2 separate regions of the Mus musculus genome follow, and region 2 is linked to region 1. A link is a loop called in an ENCODE intact Hi-C map of the cell type or tissue named here. Cell type or tissue: gastrocnemius. All regions are shown on one strand. Each heading gives the region's core, and the rest is flanking DNA. Links, peaks and the distances in the headings are about the cores only. Region 1 overlaps Etv3l (ets variant 3-like). Region 2 overlaps Gm40085 (predicted gene, 40085).

Region 1 (2,800 bases), core at 277-2,776:
TGGGGCAGACCAGCGTTTGTTTGGCTTAAGTCTTAGGATCTCTTTCTTCCTCTGGGTTCACTTCCCCATCCTGGCTAAGGTTTCCCAGGACCTCTCACAGCCCTTCCCATACTTCTCTGCCCTCCCCTTGACTGCACAGCCACTAGGAACCTCTGTTCCAGGGAGGGTCTTGCTTCTATGAAGGAAGGTTCTGTGCTTCTATCTCCATGACCCCAAGATGCAGGCAGGGGCACAGAGAGGGAGGGGTGGTTCTCTCATCTCTGTAACACTCCACTGCCAACTGTGAATAAAAATGTCCTTGGACCAACAATCTTTCTCCCGTGCATCCTAGTTTGGCTGCGTTCCTTCTCTGTGCCCATCGGTGGTGGTGCTAAATGCAACGCAGGAGTCCTGCTGGGTTTGAGAGGAGGGCCTGAGGCTTAGACTGGAAGCATCCAGCCAAGCTCCTCTCTTCTACCATCATGCCTGAGAGTGAGCCAAGCAATGAGGGAAGCCGGTCCCAAAGACAGAACAGCAGAAAGAGTGGGGGGTCTTTGCCAAAGACCTTAAGGCTCCTGTAGAGGACCTCTGGGCAAGGTTCTAATGGTCCAAGTGGGAAAGGAAAGGACACTGGTGCTAAATACCCTCTGCTTCTGCCTGTGGGCTCCTGAGAACGAGCAGCAGGGCTGACTTGAAGCTCCTGGTGCCAGAGAGCATAGAGAACACACAAGAAAGCATCTCTACTTGACGACAGATGAATCAACGAGGAAGAGATGCCACACAAGCCAAAGCCACCGAGCCACCCGCTCTCCTGCCTCTAGGCTATCAATTACCTGACCTGGATCTGTCTCTTTTTGAGGAACAGCTCATGAGCTGGAAAGGCCCAAGGGCTCTACTGCCCATTCCAAGTTCCTCTTGGAGCCGCTCTCACATTTACTTCCTTCAGCCTCACTTGGTCTTCTGACCATACGTTGTCAGTCAGCTAGAATGGGTGAGAACTGCACAGGGTGTGACATAGCCCTCGTCTACAGGAAGGCCAAGGTGATTCCCAAGCTGGGCCTAGGGCAGGAGAAAGGGTCTCTGTCTCCCTCCCTCAGCCCATCCCCAGTACAGTTTTCCTGTTACCCCGCCCAGCTTAGGAGATAAGCTTAGGAGATAAAGCAGTGTTGCCTGTGTGCACCAGGAAGTGGACGGGGCACTCGCTGGGCTTGTGTCCGGTTCAGAGTGGCTAGCCCTAAGGACAGGGGTTTCTCCATAAAAAAAAAAGAAAGAAAGGATGTGTTCTCTACCTGGCCCCACCTCCTCCTCAGTAGTGTGTGGTGATTGTGGTCCCTGTATTTCAGGTGATGAAAAAACGCTTTGAGGTATACATTCTAAGACTCCTCTGAAGGCTAAAGCCCACTGTAAGGACTTGCTTCCAGGTGGAACCTTGTGTGTAGGTCACAGATCTCAGTAAAGAGATCCTGCCACAATAGGCATTTTTTTGTTTTGTTTTGTTTTTCACTAAGTACTCCATTGTTAGTGAGAGCTGCCTACCTGTACAGTCCTGAATACTCATCAGAACTTGGGCTCCATATCCAGAAGATAGTACCACCAGCACCTTCGTTCATCCAACTGCAATAACCCAAAATGCCTCCAGACAGGTGTGAAACGGGAGAAACTGCCCAGGGTTGAGGGTTGACTGCCTCTAAATTCAGGAAAACCCTATGTTCTGTCAAAGATGTAAGTAGCTTCCTGGAGAGCTGTTGGCTTTCACGTTGCAAGAGTGCCCTCTAGTGGCTAGAGTTGGTACTCTGCGCTCAACGCTCAGGACTAGGGTACAAAGTAAGGCCAGCTCTATGTTGGTATAAGAGTGAAGGACTCAGAACCTCTGAGATGAGGGAGTGAACGGCAAAATCCAGGGATGCAGATGCAGAGCTCTTCCTCATCAAGCTCCCTTAAATATGGTTGTCAATCTATCAAAAGACCAACTCGCCTGACACAACAACGCAGGCAGTGGAGGTTGTCAGTTTTTTATATAACCATGCCAGTCACCAACCTCAGCTGCCACATACGTTGGCACCCTCATGTGGGGAAAGGCACAGTGAGCACTCAGTATTTCTCAGGAGTAGGACTGCAAAGCGTGCTCAGCAACCACTCTCCTCTGTAGCACTAGAAACCCTGGGAGATTCAGCAGGTCTTCAGAAATTAGAGAGTCTAACTCCTGGGCTGCCGGAAGAGACCTCTGAGATCCCAGAGAAAGGGGCTTGTTTCGAATCACAGGGACGAAGAACAAGATTTGGAATACAAATTTCTTAGTCATTAGTCACCACCATCACTCGGCTGGAGAGTTTAAAACCCATTAGTGTGAGAGTTTGCTATGCGTGCAGAGGGGCTTTTCAGAAGCGACTCCTGTGAAGGCTTTTCATGAGGCCCTCTGAGGAAGCACTTTCCTTCCCAAGAACACTTGGGCAGTTTGGTGCTTGCCTCTGATGGTCTCATAGGCATCAGTATAGTGCTGCATAAATCTGGTGTTGGTAGGACAGTGCTCCAGGGGCTTGCGAAGTGGAGGGAGTCTAGGCACTAGAACACTCAGCTAAGCACATAGAAGAAGTTTGGAGGCTGTCTTAGTCAGAGTTTCTGTTGCTGTGCAGAGAAACCATGAGTTTGGCAACTCTTATAAAGGAAAACATTTAACTGGGGCTGGTTTTTCAGACGTTTAGTCCATTACTGTCATGGCAGGAAACATGGCAGAGTGCAGGCGGACATGGTGCTGGAGAAGGAGCCCAGAGTTCTACATCTTGATCGTAGGCAGCAGGACACTGCCATACTAGGCCTAACT
Region 2 (2,800 bases), core at 162-2,661, 55 kb before region 1:
CCAGGCTTGTCCTCTGGGAAAGGACAAGCCAGAGGAGCAGATTCCCTCTTCTGCATATAGAAAATCACCAGACCCAGCCTCGCCTCTCCACAGGTTGATGGTGGGGGCAGGAGTCACAATTTTTTCTTTCCCCTTGCCAACATCTCCTGGGAATTATCCTTGACTAAACCCTGGTCACCATAAGTCCACATGAAATTTCATGCATAGCTGTTAAGACAGAAACCAGCTGCTTTCTGGTTGTAGCTGAGACCCATTCTACAGGAAATTCTTTCCTGTCTCTGTACACCTGGCCAAAGATCCGTGTTTCTAGAGGTCGTAGGCCTTGGAGTAAACTTTTGTTTTGCCAAATGGACATTTTGTCAGGCAGCTCCTGTTTATGTGGATATCCGGCAGCATATGCTCTCAACCTTGATAGATAAAGCTGCTTTGAGCAGGGAACAGCAGTTAACACAAAAGCTCGTGGCTTCTTAAAGAATTAGTGACTACTGAGTGTTCACCCTTGAGTACAACATGTATATCACCCCCTCCAGTGTTCAGGGAACATGACAAGGGAGGATGCAGAAAGAACCTAAAAGCCAGAAGGGGAGAGGCCTGCGAATCATTGTCTTCTGGACGTGACATAACTGTTGCAATCACAAACTCACAGCAGCTGAGATTGTCTGCAATGGGTCTGTGCAACCACCAATGATATATTGGGGGAGGGGGGACTCAGGAGCCTTGCCCCTCCCCCAGGGAACCATTGGCTGCTGTGGGAAGGAGAAGTCACTGTAGTCAGTGGTGGCCATGCTCTAGTAAATAGTTACATCTGTGTTCGCAGGGGTAGCCCTCACTGCACTCGGTGAGTCACAAAACAGAACAAAAGAAGACCTGAAAGAGGGAAGGGAAATTGCTGGCAGGAAGGTGAAGTCAGTGGGGTGGAAGAGATATAAGAGAGGGTGGAGGGGGTGAGAATAATCGGATTGTGTTATATCCATATATAAACCTCAAATAATAAATTTAATTTAGAAAAACAAGCAGCGCATAAAATTACAAAAGATTCTGATTGTTTCTTCAAACCCCATGATACCCACAGAGAGAGTGGAGGAAGAAAAGAGGGAGAGAAGAGAAGGTGCTAATACCTTGTGATAGGACCTCAGTGAGAAATGGGGGGTGACGGGGGGGGGGGTGTTTTGTTCTTGTTAAGGAAGGAAGTCTTAAGTAGACCTCACCGGCTGTGGACAGGAGAGAGAACGAAACAGTAAGACTGGGCTCTGTCTTTGAAGCCCCAAGGAATGGAAAAACTGGTGCCAGAAGGGCTTAGGAGCAGGAAGAGAGGTGACAGATGCTACATAGAGCAGGGAGGACCCTGAGGGAGTTGTCCAATGTCCATGAGACAGAGTAGGAAGGAGCCCTGTGTTCGTGCCAATGGCCCGCTAAATATGCAACTCATGCGATCACAGTCACTCGGTCCTCTTCTCTAGCTACCCACTCCACAGCAACAGGACAAGACTGGTGTTGTGATCAAACTTGAGAGTCCCCAAGGCAGGTCCAGCCACCCTCCTCAATACATCAACTAAAAGAGCAGAAGGGGTGGGGGTATTCATTGTGGCTACACTGGAAAGAAGGACAAAGAGAGCCAAGGAATCTTCTCAAGTCTGTCTTCTGGGTCCTGAAATAAACTTCAATTTTAGTACCGGGTCAAGAATATGAACATCAAAACAGGCAAGGTCAAGGTGTGGTCCTGCCCATCTCTGATCCATTCTGTCCAGACTTCGGTCTCATCTTATAAGATGGTCTGACAACTTTGTTAGAACTGTGTGAGATCTCTTTCTGGGGGAGACAAGTTTCTCCCCCCCACAAAAGACCTGAGGTTTTTGTTTGTCCCAGTATGAGACACCTGGGGAAACTCCCATTTCTTTAGAGTCGCTCGTTCCAGTCATCTGATAGGATAGTCAGACGAGAGACACAAGTATCATTTTAGAATATCTTCATTTCTGCCAGGCCTAGTACAGTGAGAGAGAGTCCTGTGGTACTGAGTGAAGAGAGTAAGGGAGAAAAAAAAGAAAGAAACGATTGTCCATGTGTGACCCAAACTCAGACCAAGCTTAGCTGTCACGGTTACATTCTGAGGGGTCAAACTCGAGAAAAAGCGGTTATTGTGATAAGGTTTAGGGCATGCATAACCTGTGGCTGCGCCTGTCTTGACCGTGGTCCGTGAGGCCACGCTGTACCTTTAGTTTCGTACACTGTGTTCTTGTTCACAATCCAGAAGAATAAATTGGGTGTTTCTGAGATTTTAATCTCCCTCCTTAGGGTTATTTCTAGGTAAATCCCCAGGTGTCCACTGAGGTGTGAATGCTTTTAGAATCCTCTTACTCGATAGTGACAACTGTATATCTCACTACTGAATCACTTCGATGACTGCCAGTAAACCGGGACATTCTCTGGCCACATCTTCTGATTGTAAGTTACCTACACATATCACTGGGTGGCTCCACCTTCCTCCACCTGCTGGCTGTACAGAGTCCAGTCCAATCACAGGGCTAGTGACTGAGCATGCAGAATACTCCACTAGGGGGCGGTAGAGGCTCGGGGATTCCCTTCTATAACACCCTTCCGCTTCTTTTTTCTAAAGATCCAGACTCCAGTCCACCCAGGGTTTCCCTCACAGTCATTATTCCTCTTTGCATCATTTTTACCTCTGCTCTAGAACAGGCGCTGGAAGAGCCTACCCTCTAAGAAGAGGTTTAGAGAGTAAGTGGCCTAGAGGGTGGCATGGCTGGCTGATGGGACGGGGAATGTGCTCTGTCACCAGTGTTTT

Evidence for each region. Peaks named below come from ENCODE experiments on the same cell type or tissue, not always from the same donor. Only the 100,000 strongest peaks of a DNase experiment are listed, where the experiment ranks them.
Region 2: it touches region 1 in a loop (12-fold over the local background); 33 of 42 quality-filtered maps call a loop at or near these places.

What each region holds. Positions count from the first base shown.
Region 1 is chr3:87,560,818-87,563,617 of GRCm38, forward strand. Etv3l (ets variant 3-like) reads left to right here. Exons shown (of 6, transcript NM_001370856.1): 6 at 1-288. Among named protein-coding and RNA genes, the nearest start is that of Etv3l, 12 kb to the left of the region's middle. In gastrocnemius, for the core only: a CTCF peak has its summit at 1,763 (motif pointing left); DNase peaks (open chromatin) are centred at 387 and 1,752.
Region 2 is chr3:87,505,860-87,508,659 of GRCm38, forward strand. All of the region lies in intron 1 of Gm40085 (predicted gene, 40085), which reads right to left. Among named protein-coding and RNA genes, the nearest start is that of Gm40085, 5.4 kb to the right of the region's middle. In gastrocnemius, for the core only: no CTCF peak of the experiment used is centred there; DNase peaks (open chromatin) are centred at 1,365 and 2,550; H3K4me3 peaks cover 92 bases; H3K27ac peaks cover 55 bases.